Linked DNA regions of Mus musculus: region 2 is linked to region 1. The links are chromatin loops, found by intact Hi-C in ENCODE. Cell type or tissue: left cerebral cortex. All regions are shown on one strand. Each heading gives the region's core, and the rest is flanking DNA. Links, peaks and the distances in the headings are about the cores only. Region 1 has its middle 48 kb from the start of Gm23355. Region 2 holds the start of Ncam2 (neural cell adhesion molecule 2).

Region 1 (16,112 bases), core at 5,264-10,263:
TTTATTTTGTGTGTTTTAAAGATATATGTATAGGTAAACATAAATGTAAACTATATAAAAATATTCTGCTGAGTCCATTTTCTGTTTGTATATATCCATTTCAAGGCTAGCAACTGTTTCTTTATAAAGAAAAAAAATCACTTACCTTTCTTATGTAGTCCTAGTCTGCAAATAGCACAATATTTTTCAGTGCACACGTTTAAGATATCATTTTACGAGTAAATATTGAATCTTAGTAATTTCTCATAGATAGTATTTTTCCTGAATGCTTGCTTATTTTATTTGTCTTTAGAGCTATGCATTGTGATTCTGCCATTCAATTTTCCTGGTATGTGTCTGTAGGAAGGGTGTTTTTCAAATCTCATTGAACTTGATTATTGTCAGGGACAGTTTTTGCTCTTCATATTTTCTTACAGCTTATAGTCTGGTTGGATTTTTTGGTCATGGATGCTTTTAATTTTGTCTCACAGCATAGCACATTCAAAGGATGGCCATTTTTACTATGTTAATCTTACCAATCCATTAGCATGCAAGACCTCTAGCTCTTCCATGTAGATAGATATTTGGATATATCTGGCATATCCGTATAAATATCTTCTTCAGATATATTCTTCAATTTCTTTCTTCAGAAACTTGAAGTTCTTGTCATATACGTCACTATCTTCTTTGGTTAGCTACACCAAGATATTTTATGTTATTTGTGGCTGATGGGAAGGGTGCTGTGTCCCTTATCTCTTTCACACCTGTCATTTTTTTGTTCTTATTGACTTCAAATATAACGAAAGGAAAAAAAAAACATGTCTCTACACCTTATATTTATAAAGATTTTTTTTACTATTTCTAATATTTGGCAATACATATAATGATCGTAGTGAAGATTAGAAATGTTCGCCTTAAGGAAAACCTAAGTAAAATTAGATTAGCACATTTGATGGTTATGCATAAAAATGGGAAATGGATTATGTATACTTTCCATTATCACACATCCATATAAATATAATTAGGCTCTTATTTAGACATGAGTAGTAATGCATTTGTGTCTTCCCTTTGGGTTTTAACTGGGTGCTGATGCTGTGAACCATATGTACATATTTATAAATGGCAAATGTTAACTGATTTGCTTTGTAGAAAGTATTGCTATAATCTTAAGCATAATTTTTATTAGTTCAGGCTCATTATCCTAATGATTTCAGGAAGAGGAGTATCCTTACTGTAAAATCATACTGTTAAAACCAAAAATTTTAAGAACTAATAGTACTGGATGATAGTGTGACTTCCTCATTCCAAACCTACACACACAGAATAAATTTAATTCTCTTAATTTGCTTTCTAGTTTGTTGTATATAATGCATGAATGGCTGTGTTTCAGATACCCATGAAAATAATTAAATAGGACTATTACCAGAAGGTTGTGTCTGCTTGACATTATCTATATTTTGGATTGAAAGAAAAATTATGTAAATTAAATTCATTAAGATAAAGACATTTAGACAGACATGGGGTCACAGTCCTATACTAGCAGTTTTTGTGACATATAGGACAGAGTTTTATGTCATCTTTCTCTGTGTAGGAAGATCCTAATTCAATGTGAATGGGTTAGAATGAAACTCAAAAAGAAAATGAGTGCATATAATTTAATCAATTTAAAAATGTGATATACCTATATACATATATACATACATATATACATATATATATACATATATACACACATACATGCATATGATCATAATTTGGGCTAAAGCTTTTGCAAGAAATATGCACTATTCATTCATATTATTGATTTCTGCTAATCTTCTGATTTTTCCCAACCATTCCTGGGAACATTTATGAAAAATTCATGATCTTAGATTGCTCATATGTATATGAATGGAAGTTTAAATGTGTGATATTTATTTGATTTATAATGCCATTTAGCTCTGACTTTTCTTTACTAATTTTTAGTCTTGATGATTTTGAAGCCACCCAGAATTCTTATGCTGATGTTCATGTGTGCATCTAGTTTTATGGTGATGTATATATGATGGGAATTTTGACACTCTTAAAAATACCTTTGTCTTTTTTATTTAATCTTCATGAGTGGTTTATATCCAGTTGTGTATGTGTAGGTAGTATACACTGAATGCCCTCTGAAGTAAGATCATTATGTCAGATCACTTAAAACAAGAGACACAGAGTTTTCAACTACCATAAGCATGTGGGGAAATGAATGTAGGCCCTGAACAAGAGTAGTGCTTGCTTTTAACTACTGTGCCATCTCTTCACCAAATAACCCTTCCATCCATCCCACCCAAAGCCTTCCCTATACTGCCCCACTTCCTTTTCCTCAAAATTTCATGTGCACTTTATTATTTTAGACTCACTCAATTCTCCTACTGTTGTAGTTATATGGAAGTATATAAGAGCATCTACTGAAACATGGGAAACCAACATGGTCTGAATTAAAACAAACAAACAAGCATATAAAACACTAACTCTTTAGACACTAGTAGCTATCAATTCTCCATAGCTCCTCAAGTAGGTATGGACAGATATTTATGACTTTATCCTTCACCCATGCTTGGGTTTGTATGTACTCCCAGACACACTCAATTCATGTGCTCAACGGTGCTATTTTTTTTCAAGAAATGCAGTTTGATGCAGACATATACTACCTTTGTTTCATATTATCTTTCAGTCTCATACAGATTATTTATGACCCTGATAAAGGTTGCAATATAGAACACTAGAGAAGAGCACTCTACAATTTCATATTATCTTTATATTTTAAGGTCAAATCTTTACAGTAATAATTATCTGTCCTGTAGAATAAGATTCTTTGATGATGGCTGAGAGATTCACACTATATGTCTAGTGATAAGCCATTAACACTATTTCCATGTATTAGAATAATAGCATGGGCTTCTCCACTAGACCCTATGACCTATCCAAACAAGGTTTTGCCCCATATAATTGGACTAGACATAATGTCCATCTTCTGTAGTGAAATTTAAATATCACTGGTAAGGTTTTGTTTACTTCATTAACATTCATATAATTATCATACTAATTGTTATATCCTGAGACATCAGTTGTCAAAGCAGCTCTCTGTGTCCATGGCAAAATAATTCTGCTCATTATTTTTCTCCCACAGTAGCTTGCAGCTTGGTTTCTCCAAGTGGTATGACTTAAGTGTGTGGTGTCCTCAGCAATAGGGTCTTAACACCAAGTTTTAGAGAGCAACCAGGACTAATAGTGATAGCCTCCATTGTTTAGCATTCAACCCAGAAATGAGTTTTCCATACTCAGTACAGGGGACTGATTTGCTAGTATATGGTGAGAATAATCCTATTCCGTTCTATGAATGGTTCCATTTTTCTAGAGTAACTCATTTAAAGTCATTTTTTCTGCAGGATTCTACAGTGGTGGGTTTATATGGAGAGGGGAATAATTTTAAAGGTCTTTAGCTTTCATTATTTGTCCCATACTCATTTTTTTTTACCATGGCATCACTAAGCCAAACACATTTAATCCTTTCTTTCCCATTATTACAGTGTCTCCCTCCATCCCACCTGTATTATGGACCCTTTCTCATGAAATTTCCCCATTTTCACTAAGCAGTTTCTGGATACCTATTGGTACACCAATTTAGACACACATATGTAGAGAATCAAATCTGGCATTTATCTATGAGAAAGAACACTCATGTTTAACTTCCTTTGGTCTTTCTTGAATTTATTCAAAATGGTTACTTACAGGTATATCAATGTTTTTCAAATTTCCCAATTTATTGTTCAGTATTGAACAATATTCCAATATGTATATTTTATTATTGAATAATCATTCATATGTACATGTTTATTATTGATAATTTTCTACTGTGTATAAGTCACTATATAATTATCCTGTCATAATTTTATTCATATTTAAATTTCTTCCATTACATGACTATTATAAATAGAGCCAAAGATGTTGATGAGAAAGTATTAGCATAGCTTCTAAATTAGGATATAAAACTTTTCAGGAATATGGTAAAGGATGTATAGTGTCATAGGTATATTTATATTTGAGGAACTTACACATTATTTTTTATGGACCAATGACTAGTCCAACTTGGGACCTACTCATGGTCAAGAACCAATACCTGACACTATTAATGATACACTGTGATGCTTTCAGGACAGGTATGTTTCATAACTGTTGTCTGAGAGGGTCCGCCCAGCAACTGACTGAAACATATGCAGAGACCCTAAGCCAAGCATTATATAGAGCTCAGGGAGTCTTATGGAATAGTAAGGGGAAGAATTGAGAGATCTGAAGGAGATAGTGATAGTTACCCCACAAGAAGACTAACAGTCAACTAAACGCTTGCAGGCTCACAGACACTGAACAAAGAACAAGCATGGGATAGCCCTAGACCTCCAATACATATTGAGCAGATGTACAGCTAAGTCCTCAGGTAATTCACCGAACAATTATAGTGTGGATATTTCATGACTCTGTTACCTGCCTATAGATCCTGTTCCTCTAACTGTCTGGCCTCAGCTGGAGAGGATGTGCCCAGTGCTGTGAGTTTATAAATGAGTGGTTTTATCAAAAGACACTGTTTTGCCCCAGTCCTCCCTAACTCCCAGATTTTATAATCTTTCTGACTTATAATCTTCTGTCTTGGTTTTTGAGCCTTGAGATTGCAGTGATAAGAAGTTTCTGTTTCATTTGTGGATGAACACACATTTGCTATTTATTCTCTGCACTTTGGCCAGGTTTTGCCTTAAATATAAAATATATTTTATAGCTAGTTGATATTACACTCCTTAACCCCAGAATTTTGAAGGTAGGATCATGTGAACCAGAAGTTCAAGGTAATCTTTAGATGCATAGTGAGTTCCAGGATTGCCTGAAATATGTAAATTTGTTTTGCAATTGATATATCATTTTCAGTCTGTTATTCCTTTTGAAGAGAAGCTTTCCCTGAAATCATTAAGGAAGACAGCTCCCAAGAATCCAGCCATGCTGAACTATAGATTTGCTCAGAGATGTGTAGTACACTGACTGTACTTTTACATTCTATACTTAGCTCTTTTCGTTTTCACTTCTCCATCTTCTAATGCAACTGCTATCAGATTTTGTATCTTGCACCCTCTCTCCTCTCTCACTCTGTCTATTGCTGTGTCTCTGTCTCGGTCTCTCTCTGTCTCTCTGTCTCTCTCTGTCTCTCTGTCTCTGTCTCTCTGATTCTGCCTATCTATCTATCTATCTATCTATCTATCTATCTATCTATCTATCTATCTACCTATCTATCTATATATCTATCTATCTATCTATCTAATCTGACAGTAAAGGTAGAGAGTGTCCTTCTGTAGCTTTGATTTTTCCTTTAAGCCCAGTTTACAAACTTCTTGGTTTCCACTCACTATACTGGTAGCAAAATAATCTTCAGCTTGCCTTTAACTCTCTTGAATGGACACAGCTCATAGTCATTGTATTCTTTATGAAGTTCCATTACTATTTCTTACCTTTTAGAACTAATATTTGCAGGTATTAATCATGTAAGATTTTGTCACTCATTCTACTGTCTTCTAGAAACTTCCCAGTCTATCTTACATTGGTGTTTTTAGACTAGACTCTACATTGTAATCAACCCTGACTTCATACTTATGGTCTCTTAGCCTCTTCCTGCCTCCATCATCTGAGGGAAAGGACTACAAACTTATCATTCTTCCATTCAGTGAGTTTATTTTCTTTTTAGTTTATAGTAGGTCTGAGGGAAAGTTTTTCATCACATGCATAAATATATGTACCAAAATTACCAAGTGTGTTATATTAATAAACTTGTGGTCATCTCTCAAATGTCAATGGCACAGCTAAATAAAATATATTGACTTATTGAGATAATTATTGTATTCATTATCCAGAAGAGCAGGCAATTAACCATAGCTTTCACATATGTAAGGCAAATATAATCTCCAAAGTCTTCCATGGTTCTATTAATTGCCACTAGGGAAAATAATGTCCAATTTCAAGTGAAATGAAAAGCTTGAGTAACAAGTGCAGCTAAATTCCATTAAGGAAAATACAGAGGACAAAACAAAACAATAGCATATTATTTTAAGAGGCTCTACTTCGTGTATCAACACTATCAATTTCCATTAATTCACAAAGATTAAAGTGATAAGGATACATAAGAAGATTTTCCCATTATCTCTTAATTTAATATTCTTCTCTTCTAATAATTATCCAGTGAACTAGAGACAATTTATAAAGTTACATGTATGCAGACAAATAGTCTATATTATTTTTAATGTTTAATATATTACTTTATGTAATTATATTTACATATGTGTGAATATTCACATAGACCTAAGTGCATATATAATTACATAGATGTAAATATTAGAATGTGTGAAAAGGTGTGCAATATATACATATAGGTAAATTAATTTATTTCTTTACTATGCAATATGGCTTTATATTTGGAAAATAATTTAATATTTTACTCATCAACTTTAAAGTTATATATAACGAATGAACTGGACAATATTCTTAAAATGTTAGTATGGCTGTCATTCAAAAATTTTAATTTGTTATTTGATTTTATTAAAATTTATTTTACTTTCACACATTTTTATAAAATAGCCAAAGGAAATTAAGATTTTTATATTCCTTTTTAATGCATTTGTCAAATTAATCCTATATCATTATAAGCTACTAATATTATAAGCTACAAAGCTATAGATGGTATCATGGATATATATATATGTATATATGTATTAATATTTTGTAACTTAACTGGTTATTAAATTCAATCATCTTATTTTTGAATTAATGATCAAACACTGCCATCTCCTGTTGTTCTCAAAATAATTTTTATTAATATTGAATATTTCTGTAGCACTGAAATTTTCAGATGCGGGAGTAATCAATTCTTTAGGATTCCCCAAATAGCTGAGAGATAACTCAACATCTTAATATAATTTGTTGCCATTATGATTAAAAAGATATTATAGAACCATTAAGCCTTGATATAAAACTCTTATAAATTGTTTATTTTATAATTATAGAAATATCAGTGAATAATATTATTTATGAATTATAATAAAATAATAAAAATTATTTATTCCAGTTCCAATAACTACCTGCATATGGTCTCTTCTCTTCAATATGATCAAGTGTTAACATATTTAAATAGAAATTTTCAACAAAAATAAGTATCTTTCTGAATGTCTTGAGATGGTTGAAGCTAGACAATGAAAGCTGAGTCGTAGTGAAAACACTAAGCTGTTGATATGCTAGAGCTATGAGATATCAACGAAGCAGAGCTGTATAGAGACAACAAGTGAAAATGCATGCTCAGAGAGCAAAACTGGAAGCCAAAGCCATTCAAGACCCTGACATTGGAAATTCAACTGCAAGTGGTCATTTCCCTGTTAAATGTTGATTCTGCTTTGGTCCCGTGTTTTTACATTACAGCACCAGTCTCCATTTCTCAATGGTAATGTATATCCTGTAATAATATAAATTAGGATTACTTAATTATTTTACAAAGGTGAGTTATAACTTAGCGATTATCTTGAGTCTCAGGAAAGCTTGACTTTTAATCAATTCTGAGACTGGAAGGTTCTGAAATTTTATTAAAAATGTATTTTAAATTTTATGGATTGTTATTATTATTATTATTATTATCTTATACATTACATCCCAACTGCAGTTTCCCCTCACTCCATTCAAACTTTTCAGTTGTGAAAAAGCAAAATGCCTTCTACATTGTGGCATAGCCATGAGACTATGAAGTCTACAAAGAGGAATGAAATAAGGATAAATGCTTGAAGGGTAAATGCTCCTCAAAAATCTCAGATAGAATAGTAGCTAATCTTCATTGTTTGCCTCTGTTTTGGGAGTCTTAACAAGTGAGGCCTTGTTGGAAATAGTATGGCCCAGTATGGAATAGTATGGAATAGAAGAGAGCAAAGATTCCCAGCTCAAAGGACACAAAAAAACATCTTCAACAAAATCATAGAAGCTTTCCTAACTTAATGAGATGGCCATAAATGTACAAGAAGACTAAAGAACACCACATATATTGGACTACAGAAAATAATCGTCTTGTCACATAATAATCAAAACACTAAATGCACAGAACAAAGAAAGAATATTAAAAGCTGTAAGGGAAAAAGGCCAAGTAATGTCTAAAGGCCAACCTATCAGAATTGCACCACACTTTTCAACAGATACACTAAAAGCTAGAAAAGCCTGGACAGAGAATATGCAGACTGTAAGAGAATACAAAAGCCATCCCAGCCTACCAGATCTTGCAAAACTTTCAATCATCATAGATGGAGAAACTAAAATATTTCATGATAAGTCCAAATTTAAATAATATCTATCTACCAATCCAGGCCTAAATAATAATAAAAGGAAAACTCAAACAAAAGGAGAAACTGTACACCAAAGAAAAGACAGGATATTAATCATTTTACCACAAACCCAGAAGGAATCAGACACAGAATTCTGCCTAAGACAACAAACATGACAGAACTAACAATCATCTGTCTCCAGTATCACTCAAAATCAATGGACTCATTTCCACAATAAAAAAACATCATCTAACAGATTGGATATGAAAAAATCAACCAACATTTTGCTGCATATAAGAAGCCCATCTCAATGACAACTAGGGAAACAACTCCCTTCACAGTAGCCACAAATAATATAAAATATCTTGGGGTAACTCTAACCAAACAAGTGAAAGACCTGTATGACAATAACTCTAAGTCTCTCAAGAAAAAGTCCAAGAAGACCTCAGAAAATGGAGAGATCTCCCATGTTCATGGATTGGTAGGATTAACATAGTAAAAATGGCCATCCTACCCAAAAGTAATTACAGATTCAATGCAATCCCCATCAAAATTCCAACTCAATTCTTCACAGACATGAAAAGAACATTTCTTGATTTCATAAGGAACAACAAAAAAACTGGAGAGTGACAATTCTTAACAATAAAAGAAGTTCTAGGGGAATCACTATCCCTGACTGCAATCTACACTACAGAGCAATAGACATTGACATGGCATGGACTTTGTACAGAGACAGAAAGGCTGATCATTGGAATAAAATTGAAGTCTCAGAAATATAACCACACACTTACGGACAATTGATCTTTCACAAAGAAGCCAAAAATATATAATTGAAAAAAAACCCGCATCTTCAATAACTGGTGCTGGTCTAACGTGAAGTTGGTATGAGAAAAAAGAAAAGCAATCCATATTTTTCATGTTACAGAAAGCTCAAGACCAAGTGGATTAATGACCTCAACATAAAACAGATACACTGAATCTAATAGAAGAAAAATGGGAAAAGCCTCAAACTCATTGACACAGGAGAAATTCCCTAAACAGGACCCCAATGGCTCACACTCTAAGACCAAGAATTGATAAATGGAACCTCATGAAACTCAAAAGCTTCTGTAAGGCAAAGAATATAATCATAGGACAAATTAGCAACCTACAGAGTTGGAAAACATCTTCACTAACCCCATATCCAATAGAGGGATAATATCCAAAATATATAAAGAACTCAAGACACTAACCACCAGAAATCAAACAACCCAATTAAAAACGGTATATAGAACAATAGAGAATTCACAACAGAGGAATCTTGAATGGCTGAGAAGCACTGACAACATGTTCAAAGTCCTTAGTGATCTGGGAAATGAAAATCAAAAGGACCCTGAGATTCCATGGAGAAAGAGGAAATCTTTTCCATTGCTTTTGGGATTGTAAGCAGGTACAACCACTGTGGAAATTATTTGCTGTTTTCTCAGCAAATTGTAAATAGATCTACCTGAAGATCTAGCTATACCACTCTTAGGCATATGCACAAAAGATGCCCCACAATGCCACAGGGGCACATGTTCCATTATAGTCATAGCAGCCTTATTTATGATAGTTAGAAGCTAGAAAAAACACAGATGTCTCACAACAGAAAAATAGAATGTGGTTCATTTACACAATGGAATACTATATATATATATATTACAGGTATTAAGAACGACAATATGAACTAACCAGTATCTAAACCCAAGCCCCAGAGCTTGTGTCTCTAGTTGCATATGTAGCAGAGGATGGCCTAGTCGGCCATCAATGGCAGGAGAGGTCCTTGGTTTTGAGATTATATACCCCAGTATAGGGGAATGCCAGGGCTAGGAATCAGGAGTGGGTGGGTTGGGGAGGAGGGTGGGGGGAGGGTACAGGGGACGTTCAGAGAGGAAACTAGGAAAGGGGATAGCATTTGAAATGTAAATGAAGAAAATATCTAATAAAAGAAAAAAGAGGAAAAAAAGAACGAGGAATTTATGTTTTTGAATGTAAATGGATGGAGCTAGAAAATATCAATCTTAGTGAGGTAAGAGAAACTCAAAAGGGCGTGCATGAAATATACTCACTAATAAATGGATATTTAGCCAAAATAATTATGGAATACTCGTGATACAAGCCACAGAATCCAAAAAGGTTAACAAGACATAGGGCCCAAGTGAGGATCTTTCAGTCTTACGAGGCAGGAAGAACAAACCAGAGGGCAGAGGAAAGGAGGGAACTGCATGGGAAAGGTTAGGGGAAGGGGAAGGCCAAAGGGGAAAATGATCAGATATTGGGGGAGGGACCAGGAGTGAAGCCTTAAGAGCCAGAAGAATGAATGTAAATATACAACCTTAGGATACAGGAGCTAGGAAAACCCTCTAGAATGCACCAGAGTCCCAGGAAGCGAGAATCTCAAGACTCAAAAGGAGGGACCTGAGATGAAATGCTAACAGTTGGGAGAGGAAACTTGTAGAATCCATCTCTAGTAGAAAGACAGGGCATCAAGTGGAGGGATGGAGTTGACATCAAAAACTCTGACTCAGAATTGTCCCTGTCTAAAAGAACTGCAGGGACAAAAATGGACAAGAGCCTGAGGGAAAGGAAGTCCACTGATAAGCCCAAATAGGGACCCATCCCAAGGAGAGGTTCCAAGGCCTGACACTATTACTGATGCTATGATGCACTTACCGACATGAGGGTAGGCTAGCATAGCTTCCCTCAGAGAGAGGCACAACAAGTTGCTGACTGGAACAGAAGCAGATACTTACATCCAAACAATGGGCAGAAGCCATGAACCCCTGTAGTTGAATTAGGCAAAGGCTGGAAGAAGCTAAGAAGGAGGGTGACCCCATAGGAAGTCCAGCAGTCTCAAATAACCTGGACCCCTGAGATCTCTCAGACACTGATCCACCAGCCAAATAGCATACACTAGCTGATCAGAGGCCCTGGACACATACACTGCAGAGGACTGCCCGGTCTGGCCTCAGTGAGAGAAGATGCATCTAACCCTTGAGAGCCTTGAAGCCCCAGGTACTAGGGAAGCCTGGCAGAGTTTTGGATGTGTAAGGGTGTGGGAACATCCTCTTGGATATGGGCCAGTAGGAATGGGATGGGAAACTAATTGTTGGAGGGCAGAATACTAGGAGGATAACTCTCTACTATAAAAAAAAGGGGGGGATTAAAGATAATAATAAAAATATAATAAAGAGCATAAGTTTACCATTTCAGTAATCTACATCTTTTTTTTTGAGTTCTTTATTTCTGGGTAAATACTTCAAAAGTAGGTCAGGGTTATTTTTCTTTGTAAATTTTATTTAATTTGCAAATAATAGTCATATGCAATTGCAGAGTTCAATATGATGTTTCATTACATGATTCAAGGACTTTTAAGTTTAAATTGAAATATTTGGAATTTAAACTTTCCCGTACTTCTCTCACACAACATGCCATCTGTAAACCCACTAGAATTAATTACCTAATTACAGGGAATAAAATGTCATGCCTTTTCAAGGATCTAAAATGCATTTCCTACAGTGGAGATTTTACCTGACCATCAGACCTACACAGTTTGCCCCCATTAAGTAAAGAAAATAATCATGCATTTGAGATCACGATTTTAACATGAAAATAAAGGCAATAGAAACACACCATAATTTTCAGTCATTTTATGTTCTAAGAACTAGGTCTTGCCATTGTAATTTTTAATCCTTATCCATAACCACTCATCTAACCAATTATCCTCTCAGATATAAGGACCAACTTTATTGTTTTAATTATTTTCTTGGAACCATTTAAATGTATATCATAGCAGTACAAAACTTGCTACAAGAAACACCTAGATATATAGTATCCTGAAAGGAATTTTCAGCAGTTCATCTTGATGAGTTTTATATATAGATGCAATTAGGTGAAAAAAAATACACACATGAAATCATACACACACACACACACACACACACACACACACACACAGTCACATCAAGCCTATGTCTTTATGTATATTGTTATTTCTATATTCTTTGGGAAGACTAATTTCCCTATATTTATATGTCATATATTTAAAATACGTTTTATTCTTTATTTATATTTTGGATAATGTATTCTAGTGCTTCTAGCTCCATGGAACACGAATGATAATCCTATCAATGTTACGAAGATATACCTCTAATAAAATTATATGATGCAATGAAAATATCTGAACAGTTGTAAATAGCCTTATAAAATTTTTCTTAATTTTTATTATTTTTAATAAAACATGTCTTATTGTCTCACTTTAACCCATCCAATATCGCACAACATGTGTTTCACAGATTCAGCATCTCTATTTTTTTCATTATTATTATAAAAATACATGAAACACACAAATATATAAATACAACCATTTAGTGTTATATATATGATTGGGTTCAAGGATGAATAATGGGTACCAGATAACGAATTAGGCATCTTATCCTGGAAGAAAGCTAAATTTCCCAACTTAGGATTTCTTAGTTGCCTCTCATCTTTTTTCTGCAGTTGGGGACCTATGAGAATTCCTTCTTCCATAGGAACGTATCCATTCCTCTCATCCTTGTTAAGCTTTTCTTTAGGCAGCCATGCCTTTTAGGTACCAAGGAGAACTTTACATGTCAATTCTAGGACACATGTCCTTACAAATTTCCTAGCCATCTGTCTCTTATAATCTTTCAACCCTCTCTTCCACAATACCCAGTACACCTTTAATCTTGTTAAAATATATATAGAAAAATAAAGTTAAACAGAGACATTTTCAGAATCTTTTTGAAAAGTAAAGAAGAAAGAAAATAATGCGCAGTGAAGTTTTATATATATATATATATATATATATATATATATTCATATATATATAGTATGATTTTCAGCTATATATTGATTTGTTGTTGAATTTTATATCAATCTTTTCTCTGTACTTATGTAACTATCCTGTAAGAAAAACCAAAAGTTAAAAAAATGTTATTTATTTGTGTTTTGTAAACATACTATTAATGGTAATAATAATTTATTATTTATTTATTTATTTATTTATTTTATCTTAGATATTTTCTCTGTTTACATTTCAATGTTATTGCTTTTCTTGGTTTCACCTCCGAAAATCGCCTATCTCATCCTCCCTTCCCCTACTTGTATGAGGGTGTTCCCCTACCCACCCACCCACTTCCCCTTCCCCATCCTGGCATTCCCCTACACTGGGGTATCAAGCCTTTACAGGACCAAGGGCCTCTCCTCCATTGATATCAGACAAGGCCAGTCTCTGCTACATATGTGGCTGGAGCAATGAGTCACTCCATGTGTATTCTTTGGTTTTTGGTTTAGTCCCTGTGAACTCTGGATGATCTGGTTATTGTTATTCCTGTGGGGTTGCAAACATTTTCTTCTTCTTTACTCCTTTCTCTAAGTTCTGCATTGGGGACACTTTGCTCAGTCCAATGGTTGACTGTGAGCATCAACCTCATTATTTGTCAAGTTCTGTCAGAGTGTCTCAGGAGACACCTATATCAGGCTCCTGTCAGTAATTACTTCTTGGGATAAACAATAGTGTCTGTATTTGATGACTGATATTGGATGGATCCACAGATAGGGCAGACTCTGAATGAACTTTCTCTCAGTCTCTGCTCCATACTTTTTCTCTGTATATCGTCCAATAGTATTTTGTTCCCCCTTCCAAGAAGGTACAAAGGATTCATATTTTGGTCTTCCTTCTTCTTGAGCTTTATGTGGTCTGTGAATTGTATCCTAGATATTCTGAGCTTTTGGGCCAATATCCACTTATCAGTGAGTATATACCATGTGTGTTATTTTGTGATTAGGTTACCTCACCCAGGATGTTATTTTCTAGTTCCACCCATTTGCCTAAGAATTTCATGAAGTCATTGCTTTTAATAGCTGAGTAATACTCCATTATGTAACTGTACCACATTTTCTGTATCCATTTCTCTGTTGAGGGACATCTGGGTTCTTTCTAGACTATTATATGACTATTATAAATAAGCCTGCTAAGAATGAAATAGAGCTGTGTCCTTGTTATTTGTTGGAGCATCTTTTTGGGTATATGCACAGGAGTTGCATAGCTGGGTCCTCAGGTAATACTATGTCCAAATTTCTGAGGAACCACCAGACTGATTTCCACAGAAGTTGTACCAGCTTGCAATCCCAACAACAATGGAGGAGTATTCCTCTTTCTGCACATCCTTGCCAGCATCTGTTGTCACCCGAGTTTTTGATCTTAGACTTTCTGACTGTTATGAGGTGAAATTTCATGGTTGTTTTGATTTGCATTTCTCTGATGACTAAGGATGTTGAATATTTTTTCAGGTGCTTCTCAGTCATTTGTTATTTCTCATTTGAGAATTTTTGTTTAGCTCTGTACCCCATTTTTAATAGGGTTATTTGGTTCTCTGACGTCTAACTTCTTAAGTTCTTTGCATATATTGGATATTAGCTCTCTATCAGATGTAAGGTTCATAAAGATCTTTTCCTAATCTGTTGGTTGACGTTTTGTTCTATTGACAGCATCTTTGCCTTAAAGATGCTTTGCAGTTTTATGAAGTCACACTTGTCAATTCTTGGTCTTAGAGCAAAAGCCATTGGTGTTCTTTTCACAGAGTATCTAAATTAACAAAATCAGAGGGAGACATAACAACAGAAAGTGAGGAAATCCAAAAACTCATTAGATCCTAGTGCAAAAGACTATATTCAACAAACTGGAAAATCTAGATGAAATGAACAATTTTCTACACTGATACCAAGTATCAAAGTTAAATCAAGATCAGATAAACCATCTACACAGTATGATAACCCCTAAGGAAATAGAAGCAGTCATTAATATTCTTCCAACCAAAAAAGCCCAAGACAAGATGGGTTTAGTGCAGAATTCTATAAGATCTTCAAAGAAGACTTAATACCAAAACTCTTCAAACTATTTCACAAAATAGAAACAGAAGAAACACTTCATTCTGTGTTGCCACAATTATGCTGATACCAAAACCACACAAAGACCCAACAAAGAAAGAGAACTTGAGACCAATTTCCCTTGTGAATATTGATGCAAAAATACTCCATAAAATTGTCCCAAACTGAATCCAACAGCACATCAAAACCACCATCCATCAGGATCACGTACGCTTCATCCCAGGGATGCAAGGATGTTCCAATATATGGAAATCCAACTAGATAATCCACTACATAAACAAACTCAAAAAAAAATGATTGACAAATTCAACACCCCTTCATGATAAAAGTCTTGGAAATATCATGAATTCAAGGTCCATACCTAAACATAATAAAATCAAATACAGTAAACCAGTAGCCAATATCAAACTAAATGGTGAGAAACTTGATGCAATCTCACTAAAATCAGGGACTAGACAAGGCTGCCCACTCACTTCTTACCTACTCAATATAGTACTTGATGTCCTAGCCTGATCAATTAGACAACAAAAAGAGGTCTAAGGTATATAAATTGGAAAGGAAGAAGTAAAAGTATCAAAAATATTTGCAGTTGATATGATAAAATACTTAAGTGACCTGAAAAATTCTACCACACAACTCCTAAACCTGATAAACAACTTCAGCAAAATGACTGGATATAAAATTAACTCAAGCAAATCACTAGACTTCCTCTACTCAAAGGATAAACAGGTTGAAAAAGAAATTATGGAAATGACACCTTTCACAATACTCAAATTTTATAAAATACCTTGGCATAACTGTAAATAAGAAAGTAAAAGATCTGTATGGCAAGATCTTCAAGTCTCGGGA
Region 2 (16,112 bases), core at 5,933-10,932, 1.3 Mb before region 1:
AAAGAAGCAAACCAACATTTTCTTTGCTGAGGGATGCTGTGATGTGTGCAGACTCAACTTACAAAACACACCTTTGCCCAGGTTCCTCAAGTTAACATTGTAGACTAGATCACTTTGCTCATAAGCCCTTTCTTGTGCATTGCTGGATACTTATTAGCATCCCTGCTCTCTCCCCTCTAGATAGCATCATACTCTACCAACAATTTTTTTTAAGAAAAAGGAAAGGAAGAAAATAGAAAAGAAAGGAAAAGAAAAGCATTTCCCAACATTAAAAAAAAATGTTTCTGGAGGAATAGAACAGTCCTGAGTTATAAACTATGGTCTCACAAAAATGTTTTTGAGCTAGTAATCAGTGTGTTTTTTTTTTAAGGGACTTGGAAGATGGTTCTATGTAGAAATGAAAACTTGGAAATATACAGTGATTAGATAGATATCCATTGTTCAATATTGGGCATGATTTTTATTATTGTGCGTCTTCTCCTATCCTCCTTTCAACACTCTTCATTACATAATCCATTCTGCTTGAATTCTGAGAAGTTACAGCCGGATCCACATTCAGGCTTCAAGTGAAGCAGAAGCATCCAAGTAGAATATTAGAGCAAAGAGCAGGTCTGCAGCCAAAGACAGAACACTATTGGCTTTAATCTGTAAAGCGTGCTGGCAGTCCTTGACCATTCTCCACTGATGTTAGCAGTAGAGTGAGGTATATATTTAGATTTATGTTCTGTAGATGAGTAGGAAAACAAAGGAGTAAGTTTGATCTTATGGGTATAATCACAAAAGAAGTTCAGTGCCTGGCACTAATAAATGTGAATTTCTGAATCCCAAAATAGATAGACAATAATTAGTGTTGTCATATTATTCTTCTATTGCTTAGAAAAGACTGCACAACTCAGGCAACTTATAAGAAAACATTTAACTGGGGAGTTGTTCACAGTTTCAGAAGTTGAGTACATGAGCATCATTGTAGGGAGCAAAGGAGCTCCCTACAATGTCATGACAGTCATGGTACATGTGCACTAGCCAGGAGCTTAGAGCTATTCTACAGGTTGGAGACAGACAGAGAGAGAGAGAGAGAGCAATATGAACCAAATACTTATAAATAAACACTTGTAAGTACATATTTTTCCGTTATCCAATTTTTAATTAAAAATGTTCATCAATAAAATGCTTCAAACCTGTACAAACACATTCAAGCTGAAGTTTTATTTATAATAAAAACAGGTGTACAGTATCTTTAACATATAAATATGGCATAGACTATTAACATATAACACATATCATCAAATAAAATGTCAAAGTTACAGTTTTGAAAATGAAGAAAGTGTCTATAAGGCATTATGAAAAGTATTTCAAAATATTGAACAGATCTATTTTGGATCAATGTGAAAACACCTGTCTTTATGCGTATTATGAAATAACTTGAGGACTATGAGCACAAATGTATAATAAAATGGGTAAATTTATCTGATCTAATTCATTATACACAGACAGACTATTTATGTTCAATTATCTCCCCCCAGGGTTTTGAATTCCTTGTTTTTGATAAAGTTGTGAAAGCCAAAACCAGTTTCTATTTAAATATTTATTTTTTGGATAGAAACATTTGCTCACTTGCTAGGAACACTGGGTTTTCTCTTGCAGAAAACCCAGCTTTGGTTCTCAAAAACTCAATGAGAGTTCAGAACTCTCTATAACTTCAGTGCCAGGAGAATCCATACACTCTCCTTTCACCCGCAGGCATCAGGCATGAACATGTTGCATATGCACACATACAGTCCAAACTCTCATACACAGAAAATAACAAATAAATCTATAAAGTGTTTGTTGAACATGAAAACCGACTCTATTGAATTCTGTGAATGGCAAAGCAAACTTTTTTCCCTCAAAATGAGTGTAAACCCTCTTGTAGAATGATAGAACATGAGGTTTACTTAAAATCCTTTGTGCTAAAATAGAATGAATGTAATAAAACAATGTACCATGGCAGTAGACTTAGAGACTAAACATTACTATTTTGACATTTTATGGGAAGAAGTGGCTTTGCTAACACCAATGTGCTTGTTACTAATAATACAGTTAATTAGCCAAACAGAAAAATCAACAAAAAATGGAGCTTTATTAATAGAAGAAACAAATACTTCCTCAATTCTTTTTAAAATATAATTTTCAATTTTATTTCATTCTAAAGATGCATTTGATGAACACATTATGTCAGTCAAACCTATAATTGTATGGTAGGTGCTGCCTGAGATGAACAATGTGTCTGCCCAGTATGTGATAACTTCCCTTCCCTGGAAAGCCTTTGTACAGCCATCAAGTATTTCAATACTACACATGGACAACAAAATGATTTCTGACTGCTCTGATCAATATTCGGACAATCCACACATCACATCATGATCCTTCTCACACCAAACAGATTCCTGTCTAGCCACTGTTTGATTCCATTTTTCTTTCTTCCCTGAATATGATCTTGAAATTGACTAACCGACGTTTCTGACAACATGCTACGGCTTTGCTGCGTTTCCCTTATTCTCCATCATTAAATTTGCCGAGGATGACTTGGTGAAGAAAAATACATGCCCTTGGAGTTAAGAAAATATTATTCTGGCAAGTAACAAATTATAGGCTATTATTCCGTAATTTCAGAGAGAAGTGAGAAGTTATTTGCCCAGAGGGAACATGAAGTAACCATGAAGGAATATGACCCCATGTATCTTAAAAGAAATTAAAAAGTAAGAAGGTGTGATGATTAGGGAACCTTTGTACGATCAATCTATCTCTTCCTGTTCTTAATTTCAAGGGGAACAGTTATGCTCATACAGCATTTGCAAACGGGGATGCTAAGATCTAAATCTATCCACTGTAGATCTTCTGTCACATGCTCACAAACAGCCTGGTAAAACATCTTAAGACGCTGTTGTAACATGGAAGTAGAAATTATTTTTAAAGACATGTTCATTAGAAAAAGTGGCATAAATGGAGGCAGGAAGGCAGAAGCATGCTTGTCTATTTATAGAGGTCTCAGGCTATCTGCCTATACACACAGTGCACATTTTCCCCTCTTTTGTGGTAATAGAAAAAAACCCAAACAGGCAATTTTCTAGACAAGCAAATGAATAGGTATAATGGTTTGTGACATTTTAAAAATATAAACGGACACATGGAATGTCCTATTTCCTAATAGTATAATTTTGACGCATACGAATTCTGCCAACAGAGTAAACAAAAATAACACCAGGGACAGTGACATAAACACAATCTTTACAGAATGGTCCACAGCAGCATTCAAGCCTGGCTCCCATGTATAGTTTATATGCCTGCATGTGTTTTACAGGAACAGATTGCAGATGTAAGAGCGAGAACCTCCTTGAGAAGATAATTTCCACATATAATGCACCTTATCGTTTTCTATCTCTCTGCTACTCCTTCATGTTCGTTTTATTGATTCTTCTAAATCAAATTTATCTGCTCTCACTTACCCCAGTACCCAGTTCTGCTGGTGTTTCTTACTACTCAGATTTCCATAGATTCCTGAATTCTGTTCAACTTGCTTTTATTTTTATAAATGAAAGAGCTAAAGCGCCATGAAAAGCCTCTAAAATCTTTCTCAGGTGGGGAAGAAAATTGATACCTTGTCTTCCATGTAAGTATTTTGTCAGATACAGGTTAGCGATGCCTTTCTGTGATGTTTGTACCATACACTGTGTGCAGGACTCGGCCATATTAGTACACATGTTATCTTGATCATAGGGGAGCATGCTGTTTGACCAAGGACAGGGACGGTGTGCAGAGAAAATTGATTTAGGTGTTGCCTTTCCACTGTCAGTCTGTTGGGAGATGAAAACCTGACCAATAAATGATAGCAGATCATTCTGCCAGTACAGTGGGAACTGAATGTGCTCATGGGATAAGCTGGTTACCATGGGGGAACGAAGCAGTTTGAAGTTTTGTTTTGTTTGTTGTTGTTGTTGTTGTTGTTGTTGTTTTTATTGGATATTTCTTTAATTTACATTTTAAATGTTGTTCCCTTTCCAGGTCTCCCTCCAAAACCCCCTATCCTATTCCCCCTCCCCTGCTTCTATGAGGGTGCTCCCCTACCCACCCACCCACCCACCCACCCACTCCTGCGTTCATACCCTCGAATTCCCCTACACTGGAGCATCAAGCCTTCACAGGACCAAGAGCTTCTCCTCCCATTGATGCTGGACAAGGCCATCCTCTGCTGCATATGCAGCTGGAGCCATGTGTACTTCTTGGTTGGTGGTTTAGTCCCTGTGAGTCCTGGGGTGTCTGATTGCTTGATATTATTGTTCTTCCTATATGGTTGCCAACCCCTTTATCTCCCTCAGTCCTTTTTCTCACCCCTCCTTTGGGGACCCCACTGGGGACCCAGGGCTCAGGTTGGCTTAGAGCATTGTCCTCTGTATTTGTCAGGCTTTGGGAGAGCCTCTCAGGAGACAGCCATATCAGGCTCCTTGGCACTCCTTGGCATCGACAATAGTGTCTGGATTTGGTGACTGTATATGTAATGGATCCCCAGGTAGGGCAGTCTCTGGATGGCCTTTCCTTCAGTGTTTGCAATATGTGGTACCCTGCTTGATGAACACTTAGCAAGAATAACTGGGGTTATGATACCAAAGCCTGAGTTAGTAATCCCCAGTTGGGGGATGGGCAGTTTGGTGACTTGTAATTCAGTCTCTAACCTTGAAGTTGGCACACTTGTAATTTTCTCTTAAATATTTTCTCCTTTTGTGAACTGTGATTTGAATCCAGGTCCTTGTGCTTGCTAGGTGAATTCTCTACCATGGATAATACCTTAAGGTGTAGACGAGGTTGAAAATAGCAAGGGCATTTTGTTTTGTTTTGCTTTGCTTTGTTTTGTTTCGTTTCATTTCGTTTTTTCAGTTTTCCGTTTGTTTTTGGCATAGTAAGTACTAACTCCACTGCCAAAGTCAAGTTCAACTCTGTGTTATACACAATGTAATGTTATAGATATTTCTCTGTGTGTGCCTGTGTCTGTATATGCTCATCTGTCTGTAAGCACCTATGCATGTCCATATGGATGCCAGAAGTTGATTTCAGCTACCTCACTGTACAACTTCCCCCTGTCCTCTTGTTTCTTGTTTAGAAAGATGGGTTTTCACACTGATCACGTGGAGCTTCCTAATTTGCTAAGTCGCATGAGTCAGTGAGTTCCAGGTCCTCTTCTCTTCTGTTCCTAAACATACTATGCTAGGACAACAGGCACACCTCATTGTGACGAACTTTCTATATTGATGGTGTGAATCAGAACTCACTTTCCTTGGCTTACATGATAACTACTTTCCAGACCGAGCCAGCCATCCCTCCAGCCTTTGTCCTTTAGACTCTGTCCTGTGTTCCAAGACTGCTGGATGCTTTCAGAACTTTAGCCTTCACTTCAGCTTCTCCTTTGCTGTCTAATCTCCCTCCTTTCTTCAATGTTTCCTGAAGCCTTTCTTTAAAACGCTATTTAGAAAAGATTTCCCTTTCTTTATGTCTTCCTCTCCTTCATCCCATCTCTCTTTTCCCAACAATAGCAATGCATTCCTTGTGTATTTTTGCTACATTGCCTGATTTATTAGATAATTTTTGTATATGCCTGCTCTCTTTATCAAGATTGCTACCAAATTGAGGAAGGATTACACATCACCTCTTTAGACAGCCAAAAGACAAGATTTTGCTCAACCAATTTTTCCATGCTCTTGCAGCTTGCTTACTATTGCTGTGATGAAGCACCAAGCCCAGAAGCATGCAGAGTCCAAAGATGATTGGCTTGCATTTCTCAACCACAGTCTGTCATGAAAGGTGCTGTGGTCAGGAACTCAACGAATGAACCTGGAGATAGGAACTGAAGCCGAGGAATGCTGTTTTCTGACTTGCTCCTCATGCTTGCTTAGCCTGCTTTGTAAAACAACCCCAGAAACACCTACCTGCCCACGAGGCAAATTTTCAAATGAAGCATCCTTTTCTCACATGATTCTAGTTTGTGTCCCACTGACAAGAACTAACCACTGGACATACAAAAAAAATAATTCTCTGTCTGTCTCTTTTTCTCAAAACACACCAGTATGAATACAATCAGATTTGAGCTATATATGCCATATTATAATATGAACATTTAGATGGAAACTCCACCAATCGAGGATAGACCATTGCTTCTCTATTTCTTTCTCTGTTCTGACCTTAATGAAGTCGAGTATTCAAATTACTTTATAGTATCAGACTGTTCTCTGTCATAGTCCACATATTTACTTTAAAATAAATTGGCTCTAAGTAATAAGAAAAAGAGTGCACACCCTTACAGAATAATAATCCTCTCATCATTAAGTGTAGGTCCCTTTGCATGTGTGTGTGAACAGGCATGTTCATGCATGTGCAATAGGTACTTAGCTAATCCGGGTGTCAATTTGAAAACCTGCAAGCTTTGTGGGGAAGAGATTAGTTTTCATCTGCAGTATGTTCATAAGAGTCGACTGTGGTTGTACATGTGTACTTGCTGATAAGAAAAACACCAGGGAGCTCTCTGAGTCTGGGGTGAGCTGGTTGATCACTCTAAGGAACCTGAACAAAGTGTTGGCTAGGAACCTTTTGTCAGCTGTGTCTGCTCACTCTGATCGGGGCAGAGACCAGATCCTGGGGCCAGAGATTCTGGTTCTGATTAGTCTCTTGTCATAGGTGTCATAGTAAAGTGACAGTTTATGTCCCTGTTCCACCAGCGGAAATATCGTGATCAACCCCAGACTTTGGTTGCATGACACCACAGCTCCATGCTTACTCCTCCAGTCACACTTTCAGGTGACACACACACTCAGTTGTGAGGGGTGCAGGTACAGTGGGGTTTGCAGGTGAGTGGGCCTTAAAAAGAACCCCAGCTCAGGTCCTCCATTTACATTCCCGGATCTCTCTCTTCAGACACTGACAAGGAAATGTTACCTCACAGTGCTAATCCTAGATGGTGTATAAAAAAAAAAAAAAAAAAACCCAAGACCCTCCTAGATCTTAGCCCTCAGCAGCGCCCCCCTTTAGGGAGGGGATCCACTCATCCCAATGAATTGGGACCTAAAGATGCACTGCATGAATGTCTTTCTTGGTCCATCTAAAGCAGGGGCTAGTAGCCATACACCCTAGGAGACAGTTGTTCCCCTGATCCACAGGGAAGTGTCAAAGCACTAAGGGTGTCAGGCCAGGCCAGGGTTAAGTCCTAGGATAGACACAGACCCTGCCACCCCAGCTCTTTAGGAACCAAAGGTCAATACTTCCTGTGCCTCTGGGGCTCGCCCTCTGCAGTACTCAGCAACCCGGCCACACCTGCGGGGTCGCAAAAGAGCCAGAGGGTGCTGGTGTCCAGGCGTCCCTGTTCCCCGTGAGCATGCACCATCCGCATAGCTAGAAAAGCCCGGGACTCCTGGGCTCGAACCCGTGGCTGGGGCTCCACTGCGGACGAATCCCGGGGCCGCGCGTGCCTGGCTCGCAGGGCGAGCGCGCGGAGGGATCCGCCGGGGCCGCGCCTCCCCGCCCCGTCCCGCCCCCGCCTCCTCCCGCCGGCTCCGCTGCCGCCGCGGCGGCCGCTGCTGCCGCCGCCGCCGCCGCCTGGATATAGTGCGGCAAGGCGCGGAGCTTGCAGTCACTTTGCGAGGAGGAGCGCGCGGCGGGCTGCGGGCGGCTGGGGCACCCGGGAGCGGCGGCGGGCTAGCAGAGGCGGCCGTGGCAGCGGAAGGTTCTCTCTCCGGGGCTGGACTTAATAACTTTGGAACTGTCCGCCGGTGTCACGTCCTGAACATGAGCCTCCTCCTCTCCTTCTACCTGCTCGGGTTGCTTGTCAGGAGCGGGCAAGGTAGGAGTGTGCGGCTTTCTTGCTTCACTTTCCCTCCCCCTCTCCACCCAACCCGGAGAGGCAAAGAGCGAGGCTCCCGGGGCCACGAAACCCAGGCACCAAAGTTGCGGTGGTTCTTGAGGCGACTGTTGGGATTTTACCTCTTTCTTTACGCGGCCCCTCAAATTCTATCCGTTTGCTCGAAAGACCCCTTAAATAAGAGAGGAGACCGTGCGGAATTGGAGATAAGCATCGTCGGTGTGAAAGAGATCATGGGAGGGAAAATTGCTCCAGCTTCTGGGATTTTTTTTTTTTTTTTTTTTTTTTGGCTTATTCTCTCTTATTACCCGAAATTGGATGAGTGTGTTGGTGTGTATTCACAGTTAAATATCTGAGGTTGCGGAAGGGAAGGGCATGGTGATGTTTTACAGAAGAGGCAAAAACTACCAGCATTAAAGTCGTTTATCAAAAATCTCTGTGGTGTGCAAGAAATTCAATTCTTAGAGATTCTTTTCTTCTTTCCCAACACCAGTTTTTTTTTTTTTTGGGGGGTGGTGGGTGGGCTGTGAAGTGAACGTTTGATGGCTTATTTATGTTGGAAACTAACAGGGGCCATAGATGCTGTAAAACAGCAAATGGCTAAAACTAGGGTTGTGTTGCAGGCGTTCATTGTGACCCCCCCTCCTTTGAATATAGCATAATCTGAACACGATCTATCATTCGATTTGAATTGCACCTGTAAGGGATTTGGAAGGTTGGGGAGCACTGGGAGTACTGGGGAGCTTTTTATTTATTTATTTTTTAATTTGGGTGGGGGAGAGAGAGAAAAAACGTGTTAGAATAGCCCTAGGGACAATTGGTTGAAGCAATCTTTGCTAATCTGTATATAGATGATAGGCATTATGAATTTATCATTCTGCCTTCCATAGTCTACGTTCACATAAAATATATTCACAATCATTTGAAACGTTTTGAACTGTCCAGACAAGTTTGGACATTTAATTGGGGGGAGACAAAATACCAAAATATGCACTGGTGGAAGTCTTAAAGGCAAAGGTAATATCCATAATTCTCCTATTACATGAAAGTGCAGGAATGCCATATTATTTGTGCGGCATTTTCTATGAAATTAATAAAATGCAAGATAAGTTAAAATATGTTCTCTAGATCCAATTCTAAGCATTTTTCCCCACCGCTTCTGCGTTGCTCATGTGCTCCAGCAGGGGGTGGTATAACTCCATTTTAAGCAAGAAATGCTTGTTTCTGCTCTTGCACCCACTGTCCTTCTATCATCCCTCAGTAGGGCTTGGCATTTTGGATGTAAAGACTTCCTTTCTCTGTCTTTCTCTGAAACTACAGTGAAATGATGAACCACGATTGGATGTAGATTTTTATGTTCTGAAGTACAAATTCACATGCTAGATATTGCTCTCATTTATAAAGTGCCTCTTTCTGCCATCCTAACAGAGGATGGGTAATATTTCAGTCTCAGAAAAAATTGCAGATAGATCCATCGGAAGCTCATATTAGTCTTGTTCATTAATCCAGTCACCTCTCTTGCAAAGATCAGCATACACTTGTTCACTACAAGATACAGAGCTGTCATTTTGTGGGTGGGTTGGGTTGGTAGTTGTGTTTAACTGTTCATTTGTAACATGGAGAGGCAGTTCTGAATTCAAACAAGGCAGTCTGAAAAATCTAACTTAGATGCAATTGCAATTAGGAGAGTGTAGTGTGAAGTAATATGGGGGCAAGTTTGTGCCGATTGATGCGCTGTCTGGAGGAAATCATCCCAGTTGTAGAGTCTGTGCATTTATCATCGCTGATGCCAAGTGTGCTGGAATTCAGGGAAAGGGGAGAGGTTGGAATGCTTAAGTAGCTAGGCATAAACAGTGCACAAAGGCAGATACACTTTGGGTCTCTAGATGTAGCCTGTATTTGAAATTGTGATTTAGCTGATTTATAATCAGCACGCAGGGTGGTTAGAGAGGAGAACTGTGGCAAGGAAGCCTGCCTGCAGGGGAACCCATATTCCTCGTCAATGAAACAGGACAGACGGATGGCATCTTTGTAAAGAAGATCTCTCTGTCTCGTGCAGTGGCATGCCATGCAGACACCCTTAGTGGAGTATCCGGGGGAACCAGCTTTTCTGTGAACAAGCATGTAGTATCGCTGTGCCATGTGCTGTAAGGAAGTCAAAGACGCCTGGAAACAGAAATCCTTATCCAGGAGTCTAAATTTCTCTAGGCTGCTGTTTTCTTCTCTAATTACGGGTGCAGCCGCAAGTATCAGACACACCATTGGGAGCTATTTTTTTTTTCTCTTTTTTTAATGAACCATGTGTAACTTGCATTTCTGTTTGTTCTTTTTTTCTTTTCTTTCTTTCTTTCTTTCTTTCTTTCTTTTTTTTTTTTTTTTTTTTTTTTTGATGGAGCCATGAAAACCTACAAGACAGTGACCCTCAGGTTTGCCTTGGAAATACTAAAAGCTCAAATGGCTGATTTACGTTTCCAACAATATACTTGCAGGGGATTTTATGAAGCATGATTGAAGCTATTGCTTGAGAAAGTGGTGTGCAGTTTGACTGGGGAAAGACAACGATGATGTATTCCCTTTTAAGTAGTCAAAACGTTTTGAACCACAACAGTAGAATGGAAGAAAATGGCTCAAGTGAAAAAAAAAAAACTAACTTAAGTGGATGCCAATCCCATAATTAGCTAACAAGACCTATTAACTTCAGTCCTTACTTTCAGATCAGTGTTATTGTTCATGGAGATGAGAGAATTTTTTTTATTAAAAATTGAAATAGAAATGTTCTTTTGAAAGCCTTCCATTTCCAATGAAAGATCAATACCTAATGAAAGAAGGTTGTCAACTCTGAACTTAGTTGCCCATGGAAAGGAATTTATAATTACTTAACGTGTGCAATTATTTTTACCTTCTCTTTAAGACTCAGTTCCAGGCTCTGCTGTCATAAATCTCTAGTGAGTCTCTCATTAACAGGGCATGTGCTGTTTTTAAGTCTAATTCCCAGTCTGAAATAGGGATGGGCAGCTTCTGAAACTTTCCGGGTGTTTAAAAATCATTTTCATCTCCTTTTAAGAACCATCTAATATGATTAATGCCAGTCTGTGACTGTTGTTCACACATGCAAAACAGAAATGCTGCTCTACTGAAACCCAGCAGGGTTATTCCATTCTCTTTAAAAAGCTGTGTCAACCATTCATAGCATCCTTTAACCTAAAATGTGGGGGAGGGTCCTGTGAGAAGCCCACTCGGTGAGTGAGTCTGGACATCTGCTTACATTTATTTTTTTCCTAGGCAAATGCTAATAATTGTGCATTGGAGAGATCTGTTCCTTCTGAAGACAGAGCAGGCATGTGGATGCCTACTAGCCAAATCCACAAATGCCCACTATGTATAGGCTATGACATATGGCCTCTCTTGAACCCTTTCTCTGTCCACCCTGATCTAATTCTTTGCCTGCGTCCTCTCTCTGTGACGTTTCTTTTGAACTAACTGAATGTCCATCTAACTTAGGGAATATAGGCTCTATAAATTAATATTTCTTTTGTCAGTGAACAGCTCAGAGGATTCCCTCCCCGGCTTGATGCCTGCTGTTCTCTCTTTCATTTCCCAAGCTGACTCTGAGCCTAGTGAGCAGTAGGCACAGGTGGACGGTCCCGAGTGTCTGATGAGTTTCTTCCTTGGCACAGGGGACTGAGGTTCGCTAGGATGTAATATCTTACAGGAGAAGCAATTAAGGGAACAAAAGAACTCCATTCAGTAAAGGGAAAAGGTCAAGTTTCGTGTAATTTTGTAAATAACGTGGCCTTCTTTCACAAATGGGCTGGTTTGCTGTGAGACGGAGAAAGGTGCTTTGCAGTCTGAAGACAGGAGCCAGGCTCAACTGTGGAGTTTGTTTTTCACAGGCAAGAGCTGAAGGGCTGGGTAGAATGTTGGGAAGTCTCTAGAGCTGGCCCTGCTGCTTCCGTTGGCATCTGACGTTGGGGAACTCATTTTAGCTTGCCTCTTTTTAAGGATCATTGTCTGAATCAGTGCACCTCTGATCGTGTAGAGAAAAGTATTCAGCTAGGAGGCGAGAGCATCTGTTAAGCACTTGTCTTGTTATTACTGCCATTTCCTTATTTTTATGTATTATGTCATTAATATGTCTCTGGGTATATGGAAAGTCATTCAAACAACATTAGTGGTCTTATAAAGGAAATACACATGATTTTCTGGTTTTGCTAAATTCAGAAAATTTTGAGTTTCTTGCATCTTCATATCCTGCCAATTACAGTGAGGCTAAGAGTATTTAAAAGATTATCAATTAGTTTTAATTTTTCAAATTACATGCTAAAGGAACACATTAAGAAGCAACTGGCCCTTTTATTAAAAGTAACATTCTGCCATTTAACAGAGTTAAGCTGCCATTAATCGTTCAGCAAACACATGTACTTCTTGGAGCTCCCCATTTACCCATTTTAATGGTTCCTCACTGTTTTAAATTACAATGGTGCTACTACTAAATAGATGACAGCATTTTTCTTAGGCGCACACATTTACAGCGCCTCTACCAATTAATCAAGAACCACTAGTTAAGTTAGAGGGCTTCGACGTCATGATCATAGACACTCCTGGATGAAAATGACTAAGAGGGGTGCTAAAGAATTTTAAGAATCTTTGTCACCCTAGATATGACAAGATATCTTTGAAGGACTTTAGGTTGATCATAGGGTTTTGGCTTTGCACTATTAAATTATTTTACAGGGAAAGAACAAGTCATTGCCCCTGAGAGCATAATGCCCGGGTGACCAAGGGTCCCTTGACCTTGAAGAAGCAACTGAAATTCACAGAACACCTATTTGCTCATTGAAAACTTGGACATTAACATATGCCAGTGCTTGACCTAGATGCTCAGCCACTAAAGTTTGCTGTGATAGTGATATCTGTAAAATGTCGAACATATTACACATGGTATTGTTCATGATATTCAACAATCACCATACAGATAAAATGTAATAATGTATAGAATTGTATCACTTATTTATTCACACAAAATCATAAAATTTCCTTTGTAATTAGAAATATTTTATACAGTTAGAGACTCTAATCCACTGAAGAGTGGAACTCTCCCATCATTGAATCCGTTAATTATGATTTGTTTATTTATATATTCATTGTTCCAGACACCTTACTAGACAAACATATTAGAATTTTTTTTAATGAACAACCACGTGAGGTTCCCCTTAAGGTCATAAGACACATGTATTATTTTTCAATTTGCAATATGGTGTTGGCTATATGTCTTGCACTTATGAGTTAGACTGGAGTGTTAGGGTAGGCACATATTAGGATAAGTGAACTTAGAGGATATCAGATAGAAAAGCAAATGGGTAATTACCAGAGATCTAATTAGTCCACATGCTTACCTCACTTCAGGCAACACCAAACTTTTACGTAGATTTAAAAACTTAGAGAGTGTGAGAGCCAGTAAATTAACAGAAGTGACAGTTTCAGAATAGGACTTGAATTCATAGCCCTGTGGCTGCCGGCACAAGACCTGAACAAGATCGGGGCAACAGTAGTTCTGACAAGAATTGCTGAGAGATTCATCAACCCCAACATTTAACTGAGATGCTATGGACAGTTGATGCTATCCCAGAGAGGGAGAGCCAGGTTTATTTAAGCATGTGGCAATCATTAGGCCATATGTGCTCTTGACAGTACCCCCTCACTCAAAAGCATATTGAATACAAATTGATATCAATGGCTTGTTTGTTAAGTTATAAAAAATGTAGACAGGTAAAAAGTTGGAAATGTGAAAATGTGGTCATGAGGGTGTGGCTCAGTTTATAGTGTGTGCGCTTACTACTTATGAGACACTTGGTCTGATTCCCAACACTTCAAAAGGCAGGCATCAATCTTACACAGCATCAGCATCAGCAACCGCAATATCAGCAAAAACAACAAGAGCACACAAACACATACATCTCACAAGCATGCACAGGGAAACATTGACAAGCCTTGGGTGGTATATATGGTGAGTACCTACTAACTATATTCTTGTTTGAGGTTGTTGTAGTCACATTGTAACTCAATTTTATCAAGACTCATTTGAGATTTTAGTCCTTTTATATTATTATTGATGAAGATTACAATACAGAGCAATAATCTGATTACTCATATCCATTGTGATCAGTCATTATTTGGAATTAAGTACTTAAACTTTACTTCTATCTCATGGCATTTAAAAAATAATGTTTGTTGTTTTGTAGAAAAAATCTTTATGTGTGTGGATTGAAAGAGAATGTTTGTCCATATTGGTAGTTGAGGAAATAAAAGAATACAGATTGAAAAAAATCAGATGCATGTGAGAAAGCAATAAACTTTCCAGCAAAATGATATGAAATGGCAGAAGATATCAAGATATCATATGATTGATTGCTCCACGGTCCTAGATACTCCTTGGCATTCATCCTGTTTCATCTTAATGAAAATTCATTGACTCTTCATGGTGAGGCTCAGCTGTGACATACTCTACTATCTCCTGTTTCTTTCCCTTTCTCATGGTGACTGAAGGCACGGAAACCATAAATATCTAGTCTGAAAGTGGGAGATCATTACTTGAATGTAAAATACAGCTAAAGCCAAACCTATATTCATGAACCTGCATTTTACCTCAGTAGAGCAGAGAGCTTCACCATGCCTAGAGGAAATGAAGGCAATGATATAGGAGATGAAACAACACAGCCCAATTGTAGGAAAGGATGCAGTTGTCTCAACCACGGGAATAACCCAGTTCTAAATATCAAGTTGGAAGATTTATTCAGTTGTCTAATCTATTGGATGGTTTGGAAAGGTCAGTCATGGCATCCATGGTGGGATATTGGAGCAAGACTAAGTTTGATAGGTAGACCTTTGGGGCCTGCTTATTGAACAGGAAAGTAACTTGATAAAGATGTTTGTAAAACTGCTGACCAGATACAGATGGACCAAAGAGGGAATCAGTGGATATACATATGGTTCTCTGAAAGTAATGGATCTTTTATCAAATTTTATATGCAATTTTTGAGACGGGCCTCCATATTTCATAGATATGTCTGTCCTAAAACTTGTTATGTAGACTATGCTTGGCCCTGAACTTTCAGAGGTCACTGCCCTCTCTGCCTTCAAAATGCTGAAATCAAAGCCTGGCTGCAAACATAAATCTTTCATACAAGTTTAACTTGAATGACTGAGGATAACATTTGAAATGTAAATAAATAAAATATCCAATACAAATAAAGAAGGGAGAAGGAAGTACTTAAAATACTGAACTTATCTGACAGAAAGAATGATAATATTTCAATAACAATAATGCAATGCAATAAAATAGCATTTGTGGCAATTTTGATTTTTTCATGATTATCTCTTTAAAAGTATTATTCAGGCACCTAGTTAAAAATTCCAATGACAAATTTTTTAAAGGAATGATTTTATTTTTCCTCTCAAAGTTATTACTTACCTTTGCTTGTTATCTACTTTTATCTTGTGATTGTGTCAGAATTTGTATTTTAATCAATGTTTAGCATATGTTTAACAAACACACACATATGGTATTTGGGGAAAGTTTTCAAACATTGCTATGATTTCAGAATTTCCACTTAAATAATTTTCTCCTCTTGTCCATAGCTTTAAAAGCTATTCTTGGGAGAATAGAAAAAAAAAAAAAAAAAAGACATAACAGAGGACTGGCAGGGAGAGTGGAGTTGATTAAAGGGCAGTATAGGTGTGTATGTGTAAATGTCACAGGAAAACCTAGTTGACCCTTGTAATTAGTATGTGTGAATAATTATAACTGTGGAACACTGTGTCTGGACAAAATGGCCTAGCTGGAAAAGTGATGGATGTGCACGTCCAGAGAAGACTCACACCCACATAAAAACCTGAACACAGTTGTATGCAATTGGCATCTCTGTAGGGTCGCAAGGTCAGGTGTAGCCTCTGAGTACTAACCCTCGCCAGCTTAGCCAAAATCAGGAGTCTACAGGTTCACTGAGGTGCTCTTAGCAAAAAAGAATAAATAAGTGGAGATAGTCACTCAACCTAGATCATTGTATCACATATAACATTGTATATCCATGTGCCTATACATTTATGCACAAACATACACATGAATAGATGTGTATACATACTTGACATCACAGTCACAAACACTCATATATATAGTTGTAGAAAACTAAGACCTCATATGGCACACAAAGACTTTTGGTACTGCACACACCCA

Evidence for each region. Peaks named below come from ENCODE experiments on the same cell type or tissue, not always from the same donor. Only the 100,000 strongest peaks of a DNase experiment are listed, where the experiment ranks them.
Region 2: a loop joins it to region 1, with 3 times the contacts of the local background. A loop is called at or near these places in 2 of 42 quality-filtered maps.

Annotation. Positions count from the first base shown.
Region 1 is chr16:82,487,077-82,503,188 of GRCm38, forward strand. No RefSeq gene overlaps it. Among named protein-coding and RNA genes, the nearest start is that of Gm23355, 48 kb to the right of the region's middle. In left cerebral cortex, for the core only: no CTCF peak of the experiment used is centred there; no DNase peak of the experiment used is centred there.
Region 2 is chr16:81,193,108-81,209,219 of GRCm38, forward strand. It overlaps Ncam2 (neural cell adhesion molecule 2), which reads left to right and starts at 7,590. Exons shown (of 18, transcript NM_001113208.1): 1 at 7,590-7,861. The coding sequence starts at 7,807. In left cerebral cortex, for the core only: CTCF peaks have their summits at 9,057 (motif pointing right) and 9,842; DNase peaks (open chromatin) are centred at 7,723, 7,855, 8,605, 9,079 and 2 more places; H3K4me3 peaks cover 3,816 bases; H3K27ac peaks cover 3,451 bases.